Regions from separate parts of the Homo sapiens genome. Here region 2 is linked to region 1. Evidence: chromatin contacts called from ENCODE Hi-C or POLR2A ChIA-PET data. All regions are on one chromosome and are shown on one strand. Each heading gives the region's core, a stretch centred on a gene start or an enhancer-like site at or near the end of the contact. The rest is flanking DNA. Distances are from core to core; before and after follow the strand shown. Region 1 has its middle 35 kb from the start of WAKMAR2. Region 2 has its middle 15 kb from the start of LINC02539.

The links. Hi-C counts contacts between places; a loop is a spot of excess contacts on that map. ChIA-PET counts read pairs that join two places held with the same protein, here RNA polymerase II (POLR2A). Pooled maps may share reads with other maps.
Region 2: a pooled map shows a loop between it and region 1 (2.3-fold over the local background). The contact joins two enhancer-like sites. A Hi-C loop is called at or near these places in 6 of 50 pooled maps. POLR2A ChIA-PET finds 5 or more read pairs at or near these places in 4 of 52 experiments (HepG2, OCI-LY7, Panc1 and 1 more).

The regions. Positions count from the first base shown.
Region 1 is chr6:137,900,448-137,906,245 of GRCh38, reverse strand. No RefSeq gene overlaps it. Among named protein-coding and RNA genes, the nearest start is that of WAKMAR2, 35 kb to the right of the region's middle. RefSeq lists enhancers at 817-906, 1,087-1,136. Within about 2 kb of position 1,550, at least 4 of the 41 ENCODE cell types and tissues checked have a DNase peak (open chromatin) inside an H3K27ac peak, as active enhancers do.
Region 2 is chr6:137,720,780-137,726,449 of GRCh38, reverse strand. No RefSeq gene overlaps it. Among named protein-coding and RNA genes, the nearest start is that of LINC02539, 15 kb to the left of the region's middle. Within about 2 kb of position 3,554, at least 3 of the 41 ENCODE cell types and tissues checked have a DNase peak (open chromatin) inside an H3K27ac peak, as active enhancers do.

The DNA.
Region 1 (5,798 bases), core at 301-2,800:
TTTTCGTTACTGAACAGAAACATTCAAAATGAGGGAAAACTTTATTAGAACCAGTTTGAGCAGTCTACACATTTCTCTTAGAGACACCATAGGATGGGTTTTTGAGATAGAGAGTTAGGATTTTTAAACATGACTGTGCACATTTCTGAGACCCAGTTTTCTTGTTTGTCAAATGGGGATAATACTTAACACATAATGTATTGTTAGGATGAAATTTGATCATATATATTTTTATAAACCCTAGCTTATGGACTGTCATATATTAAGTATGTAATATATACAGGTCATTGTTATTATTATTAAAATATAATATTACAGTAGTGAAGAGTTCTTTAAAAATAAACAGAAATAGAAATTACAGTTGGTCTTTTGAAATGAAACATACTGAGGTTATATTAAATGAATGCTGCATTATTTATAATATTGCTCTCGAATGTGAGGAGTATGTATGTGAGGAGTATGTTTTATTCGAAGGACTAAAAATAACTGCTGTACATCATCTAAACTTTCTCACATTTTGCATGGGACATTTACACATAATGTGTATTTTGTCCATCACATCAGGCTTGATTACTAACAATTACTACGGGTCTTCAGAGAACCGGCATTGAAGATCATTCCTATTAATGTTCACCTCCCATCAAAAGAAGATTAAGGAGAAAAGTAAGATAAAGTTCAAAGAGGAGATTTAAGGTGACAGGTCTGAGCAGACATGGCCAAGAAGTGACACTTCAAATTACCCAAGGACCTAGAGACAGGCAGAGACCTTTGAAGGTCAGGGTTTTATATGGGCTCACCATCTGGATGACTTCATTTAATGAAATTGTATCAAAGCGAGCGGGTTTTACAACCCCAGAGAGGTGGGCTTGGGGTAGCTTCCACTGAAAAGTCAAATTACTTCACAGAAAAACAAAACAAAACCAAAGGTTATGTTGCTAAAACTTTTGAACCAAAAGGAGAAGACAGAATTTCCTCCAATCACAAGGAACCAAGAAAAATATCACATTTCCTGGCTGCCCACTCAATTTACCACCCCCCGCCCAGTCCCCTTTAGTAACAGAGAAAGAAATCACAGTAGTGAATTAATAAAGCAGTGAGCCAGACTTTCCTTCCTCGTGTGATTCAGCCCCGCAGTTGGGGTGGCGGGGGGGCGGGTAGGGAGCGAGTTCTTTAACACTGAGCGCTCTGGACTGGCTTTCAATATTAGACATCCGGAGTTTTTGAAAATTAACACTGGAACAAAAGTGACTATCATACTCCATGTCCCCTTCACCCGCCCTCAGTCACAACTTTATTTTAAGGTTTCTTTGAGGCTGATTAAAAAAAAAAAAAAAAAACAACCTAATGGGAAACACTATCTAGAAATGGAGAAATCAAACCAATACTAAAGCATGTTGTAGCAATTGCCACCACCTATGATTGATTTTATTATAGGAAAAATGTGTTTTACCATAAATGACACTCCTTAAACTCGGTAACCAGCCTCCTTCCTCTCTCTTTCCAGCATATCTAGTTAATCATACATGACTGCAGCAAGGTGATGCAATAGTTTCAATGTAACTGCCTTATCTAGGCATGCAATGAGAAGACCTGTGTGGTTGAGGAGATGCAGACACTCACAGCGTGGCCCCTTGGGCATAAGAATAGTGGTGAGAGTTTTTCCACTGAGTCTTGCAGGGGTATTTGTGGCACCTGTACCTTCTGGAAGGTGCCCCCAAAACCCGGAGATCAGATAGGACTCCAGGGCACTGTGCTGACTTTCTTGCCCTGTGCTTACATTTCTGAGACAAGGATCTAAGAATAAATTCAATTTCCAGTCCCCTCACTTGCTTTGTGAGTTTTCAAAACCCGAAAAGGCCTACCTAAAACAGCATGCACATCCAGAGGTACTCCTGTTAACCGCTAGTGGCATTGACGACTATGAGATGCCCCATTGGCAAGGAGATGCCCCCTCGTTTTTGAGTCCCCCACTGACATTCTCAGGATGATGTCTGTTGGAGACACACTTCTAGCAGGTAAAATTCACACTAACAGGCAGGGTGAACTCTTCCAGACCACCAGAGAAAAAGCAACACTTCATGCTAAAACTTGGACAATACAAGTGTAAAAATACTACCTGGGGCCAGGTGCGGTGGCTCATGCCAACAATTTGGGAGGCCGAGGCGGGCCAATTTCTTGAACTCAGGAGTTCAAGACCAGCCTGGGCTACATGGTGAAAATATCGATAGATAGATAGATGATAGATAGATAGATAAAAAAAAATTTTAAAGCCAACTACCGGGGGTGGTTGTCTCTCCCAGCTGAGAATGAAGGAATCCTCCAAGCACAACTCTCTGTGGAATTCACCATTATCATTCTCTAGCACATGATAGAGCATTCTAGAAAGTGCCCCAAAGCTGCTTTCTCACCCAGGAATAATGAGCCTCAGATGTGAGCTGGGGCTAAAAGGTACCTGGACAACTGCCCTCCTCTGAGGAGGAGAGGTTGGGCCTTGGTGCCCAGAGCAGTGGTGAGTAGTCATCTTATCTCCTTTTACTTCCTCTGTGAAGCCTCTGCACTGGATTTTGACATCACAGATCAATATGATCCTATCCACTATATGCAATTCACAGAAGAACTGTGTAAAATACTTGAATAGAGATTCTGACTTCTAGTTACAAGTTGTTCTCACTGTTAAAAAGGAAAATTGGCCTCGGTCGTTTCTTAACAATGCTACCATTTACTTCAAGAAGAAAATTGTGGGCTTTAACCTTTGCGCATTTGATTCTTCCGCACGGCCTTCCAAGGAACTAGGGTAAATGGACAAATAGTTCTTATAATTTAATACCGCTGTTTAAAAATAGATACTGTACTGAATTTTTTGCTAATTATATTAATAACTTCAAAGCCTTTTATGGAGGATGCTTGCTGGAAACAGAAGGTATTTTTATTTCACTGAAAAACGTGATGAGATTTGGGTTTAGGATTTTGGAGGGAGGACCTGGAGTGTAGTGTAGTTGTTCAACGCATTTGTCAATATGTTCTTTTAGGATATCATATTTGGTCTTGTTTAAGGAATTCTTTTCTATTCTCAAGTCAGAAAACTATTTACCCATATATATTCCTCTCATAAAGTTTTGTTTTTGACATATAAATTCCTTACTCTGTCTGTAATTGATTTTTAAGCAGACTAGGAGCTAGGAATCCAAATTCAATTTTATCTATATTTATAATCAGTTTTCCAACTGTACTTTTTAAAGATTCCTTCCTTTCTCTACTGCTCAACTATGTCACCCCCATCATGTGACAAATTTCCATGTATAAATGTGTCATATGAAGTGATAGTCTCACTGGTGAGCAAGGAAATCCAAGTCAAGACTGTTGAGATGTCATCTACACCCTGTTAACTGGCCTCTCCATTCTATTCCACTGAAAATTTGTCTGTTCTTATGCCAGTACGAAACTATTATTTATGATAAATTGTTCTTGTAGGATGAAGACAGCTAGCTCTTAGTGTATTATCTTTCTAAACACAGTTAGACTTGGTTTTCCAAGAGTTTGTTTCTTTTATGTTGAAAAAAAAAAACTTGATGGTTGATTTGGGCCTGTATATATACATCGATGGCCTAGTTTGGCTTGTAATTTTCCTTTCTTATTCCATTCTTGTCTAATTTTGATAGCGAGGTCATATTGAATTCATAGAATGAGCTGTGGAGTATTCCTTCTTTCTCTGTGAATTGTAGAGATACTATAAGAGATAGGTTTGCAGAAAATCTTTTAAAAAAGATTATAAAAGTAATGTAAACTTATTGTCAGGAATTGTAAAAACACCCGATATTACAAAGAACAAAACAGAAGTAATTTATAGGCATTACCATCCAGAAATTATTGTTAAATATATTTTGGTATATTTCCTTCTACAACTTTTTATCAGTCTCTGCAAGATATGTCCAATTTTCTCTTTATCTATATCTGTATACAAGTAATATGCACACAAAGAATTCTGACCATAGTAGCATATACTATTTACCAACTCTTTGATTACTTCATTAGAATTTCCCATGCCATTAAATATTCTTTAAAAACAGAAATTTTAGTACCTATTAAGCTGATTATTAAAACAAATCCAAATTAAACTCCCTTTGCCTCCCAAATAAAAATATTAATTTTTTAGGTGAATAGTTAATATTTAAAAACTCAGTGAATAATATATTAATATGTATTTTCACTTTCTGTTAAGCTTTGGGCACCCGCCACCTTCATTCTTAGCTCCATCCTGGTCCTGACGCAGCTAGCCTGACCAAGCCTTGAAGTACATCAGATGCTGTAACCCTACTCATAGGTACAATTTTGAATTTGTGCTGGATCCAAGGCCATTGCGTCTGGGGTGAGCTTCAACGTCTTTGAGCCCCTTGAGCTGTATCCTTTCTCTTCCTCCTGGCCTTCACTGAGCTTGCTCTGTCCATGTCACTAGGCAGCTTGCCCTGGTTAACACTGAAATCCCTATCTGGGCCTGGAGCCAGCTCATGAACTGCACTCAGGTTCTCTGGGGTCTTGACAACATGATATCTTATTGCCAGATATGTGTTCCTTTATTCTGTTTATCAGTAGGTCAAGTCAATAAAAATATATTGATTGCCTACTCCATGCCAAGCTACTATGTGGGGGATATTACTGTCTGGACTTTGATCTGCTGTTGAGATATCAATCCAAACAACTAGATCTCAGTCAACCCTGCCGAATGCCTGATTCCAAAATTCACCATTGGCTGGACAGTCTGTTTTGCCCCAGATTGGACCTCTTAGATACTGATACCGTGTCAAGCTTACTATATCCCTTTTGACACTATAACTTGAAAATCTAGCTATCCATCTCAGGTCCCAGTTCTACAGAAAGGTTAGTCCCCAGTAATTCTGGCTTCTTTTCCTGTCCTCATGTCTCCCTTGCCAAGATCCTGCAAACTTTCCAGGTAAGCCTTCTTGGGTTCTGACCTTTATAACATTTATGATTTACAAAAATATCTTTATATATATTTTCCCATTCTAGTTTTGAATCTTAAAATAACTCTTTGAGATAGGAGGGGAGGCTTATTAAATCTCTGTTTCACTAAAGAGGAAACTGTCTTTAAGAAGACTAATGACGTATTTATGTTTAATAAATGGCCTTTTTAGGATGTGAACTCAGACCTTATCTCTCATTTTAATGTTCTTTACCCTGGGGGGTGGGGTGGCTAACCTTCACTTTGAACAGACCTTATAATTCATTTCAGGAAGCAGTCAACTCTTTGGTATGAAGGATTGATGTGTTAGACCTCCTAGGACGACACTTTAACCCCCAAATAATTACTCAAAACACATAAATATTACATCCTATGTAGTTAGAAGGATAAAAGTCAGTAGATGTAAGGCCAAGCATGGTGGCTCATGCCTATAATCCCAGCACTTTGGGAGGCCAAGGCAGACAGATTACTTGAGGTCAGGAGTTTGAGACCACTCTGTACCCAAAATACAAAAAATTAGCTAGCCGTGGTGGCATATGCCTGTAATCCCAGCTACTTGGGAGGCTGAGACAGGAGAATTGCTTGAACCCAGGAGGCAGAGGTTACAGTGAGCTGAGATCATACCACCACACTCCAGCCTGGGCGACAGAGTGGGACTTTGTCTCAAAAAAAAAAAAAAAAAATCAGTAGATGTAAAGGACCTTTGAGCAATGTGAGAATATGTTTCTTAGCTAGGCATAGACCTATCAAAGGGAAAGCTCTGTATAGGATCTCTTTTTTAAAAGAATTTAATTGTTATATTGAAACATAATTGTATGCC
Region 2 (5,670 bases), core at 2,305-4,804, 180 kb after region 1:
ACAGATTGTTGTAGGGATGGAAGCCATGCTTATGAATGCACCCTGTAGAGTGCATGGCATTTACAGAGAAAGCAGTTCACAAATGTTAGCTTTGGAATGCCAAAGTGTATAGAGAACTTCTCATAAAAGAAAGATCTAGTTTACTTTGCAGAAATGCAATAGCAGGCATTGTGTTATCATCATCTGTGTGACAGTTTTTGTGTGTCAACTTGGCTAGGCTATGGTGCTCAGATGTTAGGCCAATAGCAGTCTAGAAATGGCTGTGAAGGTATTTTTTAGATATGACTAATAGTTCAATCAGCAGACTAAGCAAAGCAGATTAGTCTCCATAATGATGGTGGGTTTCAGCTAATCAGTTGAAGGCCTTAAAAAGAAAAAAAGAAAAAAATCTGAGGTCCCCTAAGGAGGGGGGACCTCTGCCTCCGGTCTGTCTTCAGACTAGAACTGCAACATCAGTTCTTCTCTGAGTCTCTAGCCTGCTGATCTCCGCAAATTTTGACTTGCCTTCCCCCAAAATTGCACAAGAAAATTCCTTAAAATAAATCCCTATCTACCTATCAATCTGTCTATCCTGTTGGCTCTGTTTCTCTAGAGAACCCTAACTAATACAGCCCGTCTTGCTCACTGGGTGGTAATCGAATGTCAGGAACTGTATCTAACTCATCTTCACATCTCCAGTACCTAGCACAGTGCCAAATCTATAACAAATATTTATGCTTATTGAACTGCAGAGAATAGCAGCTCACATTCAGACACTATCTTATAAAAATGGTACTTGCACAGAAGGTTTAATTAATTCATCCCTCTACCTAGTTATTCATCCATCAAACATTTTGAGGGGAGCTTATTCCATATGACTGTGCTTGACACTGGTGATGCAGAGAGAAAAGACAGAATGCATTCTCACTATTTCATGGTGGCGTGAGGAGACAGTGCGAGTGAATGGGGCAGACGCAGGAAAGGAGGGTGAAGTGAGACACTGGGAATCTGTTTATCCAGGTGAGACAACAGGACAGCCTGACATAAGGGGGGACAATTGGGAAGAAGAGGAAGGGATGGGTTTAGGAGGTAGAAATAATAGGAGGGGAGAAACAAGGAGTGAGGCATCTCCCATGACTGCCTGGTTTCTGGTTAAGGTGTCTGGGAACACAGAGGAGGAACAGAGTTTCTCATCATCTTATCTGATCCTAACATTCCTCAGCATCGTACAACACAACCCCCTCATTTTAGGGATATGGATACAGAAGCTGAGAGAGAGCAGGTCTTTTGCCACCACCCTCATAAGTCAGGAGCTGGCAGAGTGAGTTTTAGAAGCCAAACGCGTGCTGTTTTGCTGAGTGTCCACTGTGGCCCACACAGCGGTGCCTGCCAAGTTCCTTGCACAATGGAAGGAAGGGAAATGAGCTCAAAGAGTCCCTGTTACTTCTGTGTGGTGCGGTTTCACTCTCGTGAGCTGTCGCATCGCTGACCAGCCTGCCATGCTCTCTGAGTGTCAACTGGGACCTGACCCAGCACCGGACTCATTCCATTTGGAAGATGGGTGTAATACCAGGCCTCAGTCCCCCATCTCTACTCCAGCCATGTTCAGCTGTGAGTTTACCATCATAACTTCCTGAATCTCAAGGGACAGCAATCAGATCCTTGCCAGATGGCTAGGCAATGGGATGCAATTTTTACATGAAATCACTGTAGACACTGTGACCAATGGAACTACCATTTTCATGGAGACCAGCTGAGCCCTGCTAACTGAAAATTCAGAGCATCTCCAGCCATTGTATCCAGTTGATGAAGTTGATGCTCTCCAACCATACCACATTATTTTGAATCCAAATTCATAGTTTACTTTCCAGTGTCATCCTGAGGATTGGAGGAAGGCACAGGAAATATCAGCGATTATCCTCCATTATCAGATTATTATATTTTTTTGTGTTAACATTTCTAGCGGTAAAATAGCTTGGAGAGGTTTAAACCATCTCTTAACCCACATTCTTTTGTAATTCTTTTTCAATTTAAAATCGATGATATCAATGGACTTCAATATTCTACTATTTAATCCCTTGTATAGATCTGCAATCTTTCAGCTGTTTATTTCACCCTGAGTTTCCAGTTTGGGCAAATAAAGAGTTGCCACCATGCACAGGTGACTCACCATGCACATGGGACTTCCACTATGATAGAAGGTCATGGTGTGCCTGATGGATTAGGCAAAGCTCCCCCACATTCACCTCCAGGACTTTCCTCTTTCCCTTGGGCACGTGCTTGCCATCTGCTGGGCTATGTGTTCCATGAGGTTAGAGGCTGTGGCTGCCATGTCCACCACTCTGTTTCTAGCACTGAATCAGGGCCTGGCACCCAGAAACTACAGAATAAATATTTATTGAGTGAATGCCTAGAGACTAATCATCAGCGACGTAATCATGTTATTTGTCCTTTTCTACAACAAATGTTTCTCAAAGGTCAGAAATGAGAAGATGAAACCAGGACCAACGTGGATTAAATAGAGGTATGACATAATTTCCTATTGTCTCCGTCCATCTGCAGTCAAGGTTATATTCACATCTCAGATCTTCATCAGAATGGCTTTCCCTCTTCTCTTAAAAGAAAACAGAAGAGTTCTGTGCAGTTAAGAGGTTGAATGAAAAAAGGGAGGGAGGGTTCAGAAGGAAAAGTCCAAACATCCTCTTCCCCATGGAAATAATGATAATAGGAATAATGAGAAGGCTAAATTATTTGCTTACTATGTGGCACTGCACTTTATTATTTAATTAATCCTCATGGCAAGCCTATGAGGTAGATAATATCATGCCCAGTTGTGGGGGAAAAAAAGGGGGGAATTTAGAAGAATGTAAATAACTTGCCCAAGCTGGTAGGTAGAGAAGCCGGAATTCCACCCCAGGTCTGTCTGAGTCCAGAGTTTAACCACCAACCCTTAGCTGGTTTGAATATTTAAGGGCAGGGTCCAAGTCTCATTCATCTTTGTTTAACTCATAGCACCTGGCCTAAGGTCACACCTGCCACGTGGAAACAGCAAATATTAGTTGATTCAAAAGTAGAGCTAGTCAAAGGCCCTGGGATAGGGTTACTTTACTGGAAAACAGGGCATGCATGAAAGGAAATGTAAAAGCCAACCAAGAAAAAGCAGAGTGGCATAAGTGGTCTTATATCACACCAAAGACAGAGGTTAACCTTAAATGTGTTTGGAATTCATAGCATGAAGTTAAAAAAGTATTTTGAAGCGGCTACACTGTAAGAATGATAAATCATGGGAAACAGCTGGAAGGATCCTGAAGTTCTTTCTTCTGACTTGTTCTTTTTCCAAGGACTGTAGATTCCTTAGCTTAGGCCAGCTGGGGTGAGTTCTTGTTGGTGTGTGAGTATATGGTTTTCACATGTAAAGCAAATTTAAGACTCGGTTATGATAGATTTGTGCTGTGTTTGTGCCCCAATCTTCAGGCCACATTTCTACTGTGCTGTCTTAGCCAGCTTCTCGTGGGCAGGGCTGTCAAGTCAACTCCCAGACTTGGTGGGTTGTCCGCTCTATCAGCCTCCTTCAGAATGTTCGTGGTGGCACCTCTAGATCCTTCTCAGAATGCTGTCTCATTTATTTCCTGACAGTTAAAGAAAACTTAAGAAAGTGAAAGCTTACATGAGAAAATGAGTAAGCACTTTTAAAACAGAACTATTAAGCTCACTTTCAATGTTGCTAAAGTTCGCCCTTTTTAGACACCTTTAAATCCCTAGTGCCCAGACAAATCAAATGCCTAATAGGGCTTGCTTCCAGTGCGGTCTACAAGGACACTTTAAAAAAGGTTGTCCAGGCCGGGCGTGGTGGCTCACGCCTGTAATCCCAGCACTTTGGGAGGCCGAGGCGGGCGGATCACGAGGTCAGGAGATCGAGACCATCTCGGCTAAAACGGTGAAACCCCGTCTGTACTAAAAATACAAAAAATTAGCCGGGCGTAGTGGCGGGCGCCTGTAGTCCCAGCTACTTGGGAGGCTGAGGCAGGAGAATGGCGTGAACCCGGGAGGCGGAGCTTACAGTGAGCCGAGATCCCGCCACTGCACTCCAGCCTGGGCGACAGAGCGAGACTCCGTCTCAAAAAAAAAAAAAAAAAAAGAAAAAAAAAAAGGTTGTCCAGATAGAAATAAGCCGCCCCCTCTTCCATGCCCTTTATGTCAAGGGAATCACTGGAAGGCCCACTGCCCCAGGGGACAAAGGTCTTCTGAGTCAGAAGCCACTAACCAGATGATCCAGCAGCAGGACTGAGGGTTCCCCGGGGCAAACGCCAGCCCATCACCCTCACAGTGTCCCAGATATGCTTGACCATTGAGGGCCAGGAGGTTAACTGTCTCCTGGACGCTGGCACAGCCTTCTCAGTCTTACTCTCCTATCCCAGACAACTGTCCTCCAGATCTGTCACTATCTGAGGGGTCCTAGGACAGGCAGTCACTAGATACTTCTCCCAGCCACTAAGTTGTGACTGGGGAACTTTACTCTTTTCACATGCTTTTCTAATTATGCCTGAAAGCCCCACTCCCTTGTTAGGGAGAGACATTCTAGCAAAAGCAGGGGCCATTATACCCCTGAACATAGGAGAAGGAACACACATTTGCTGTCCCCTGCTTGAGGAAGGAATTAATCCTGAAGTCTGGGCAACAGAAGGACAATATGGACGAGCAAAGAATGCCCATCCTGTTCAAGTTAAACTAAAGGATTCCGCCTCCTTTCCCTAACAAAAGCAGTACCCCCTTAGACCCGAGCCCCAACAATGACTCCAAAAGATTTTTAAGGACCTAAAAGCCCAAGGCCTAGTAAAAGCATGCAATAGCCCCTGCAATACTCCAAATTTAGGAGTACAGAAACCCATCAGACAGTGGAGGTTAGTGCAAGATCTCAGGATTATCAGTGAGGCCGTTGTCACTCCATACCCAGCTGTACCTAACCCTTATACTCTGCTTTCCCAAATACCAGAGGAAATAGAGTGGTTTACAGTCCTGGACTTTAAGGCTGCCTTTTTCTGCATCGCTGTGCATCCTGACTCTCAGTTCTTGTTTGCCTTTGAAGATCCTTCAAATCCAATGTCTCAACTCACCTGGACTGTTTTACCCCAAGGGTTCAAGGATAGCCCCCATCTATTTGGCCAGGCATTAGCCCAAGACTTGAGCCAATTCTCATACCTGGACACTCTTGTCCTTCAGTACGTGGATAATTTACTTCTAGCTGCCCGTTCAGAAATCTTGTGCCATCAAGCCACCCAAGCGCTTTTAAACTTCCTTGCCACTTGTGGCTATAAGGTTTCCAAACCAAAGGCTCAGCTCTGCTTACAGCAGGTTAAATACTTATGGCTAAAATTATCCAAAGGCACCAGGGCCCTCAGTGAGGAATGTATCCAGACTATACTGGCTTATCCTCATTCCAAAACCCTAAAAGCAATTACGAGGGTTCCTTGGCATAACAGGCTTCTGCCAAATATGGATTCCCAGGTACGGCAAAATAGCCAGGCCATTATATACACTAATTAAGGAAACTCAGAAAGCCAATACCCATTTAGTAAGATGGATACCTGAAGCAAAAGCAGCTTTCCAGGCCCTGACAAAGGCCCTAACCCAAGCCCCAGTGTTAAGTTTGCCAACGGGGCAAGACTTTTCTTTATATGTCACAGAAAAAAC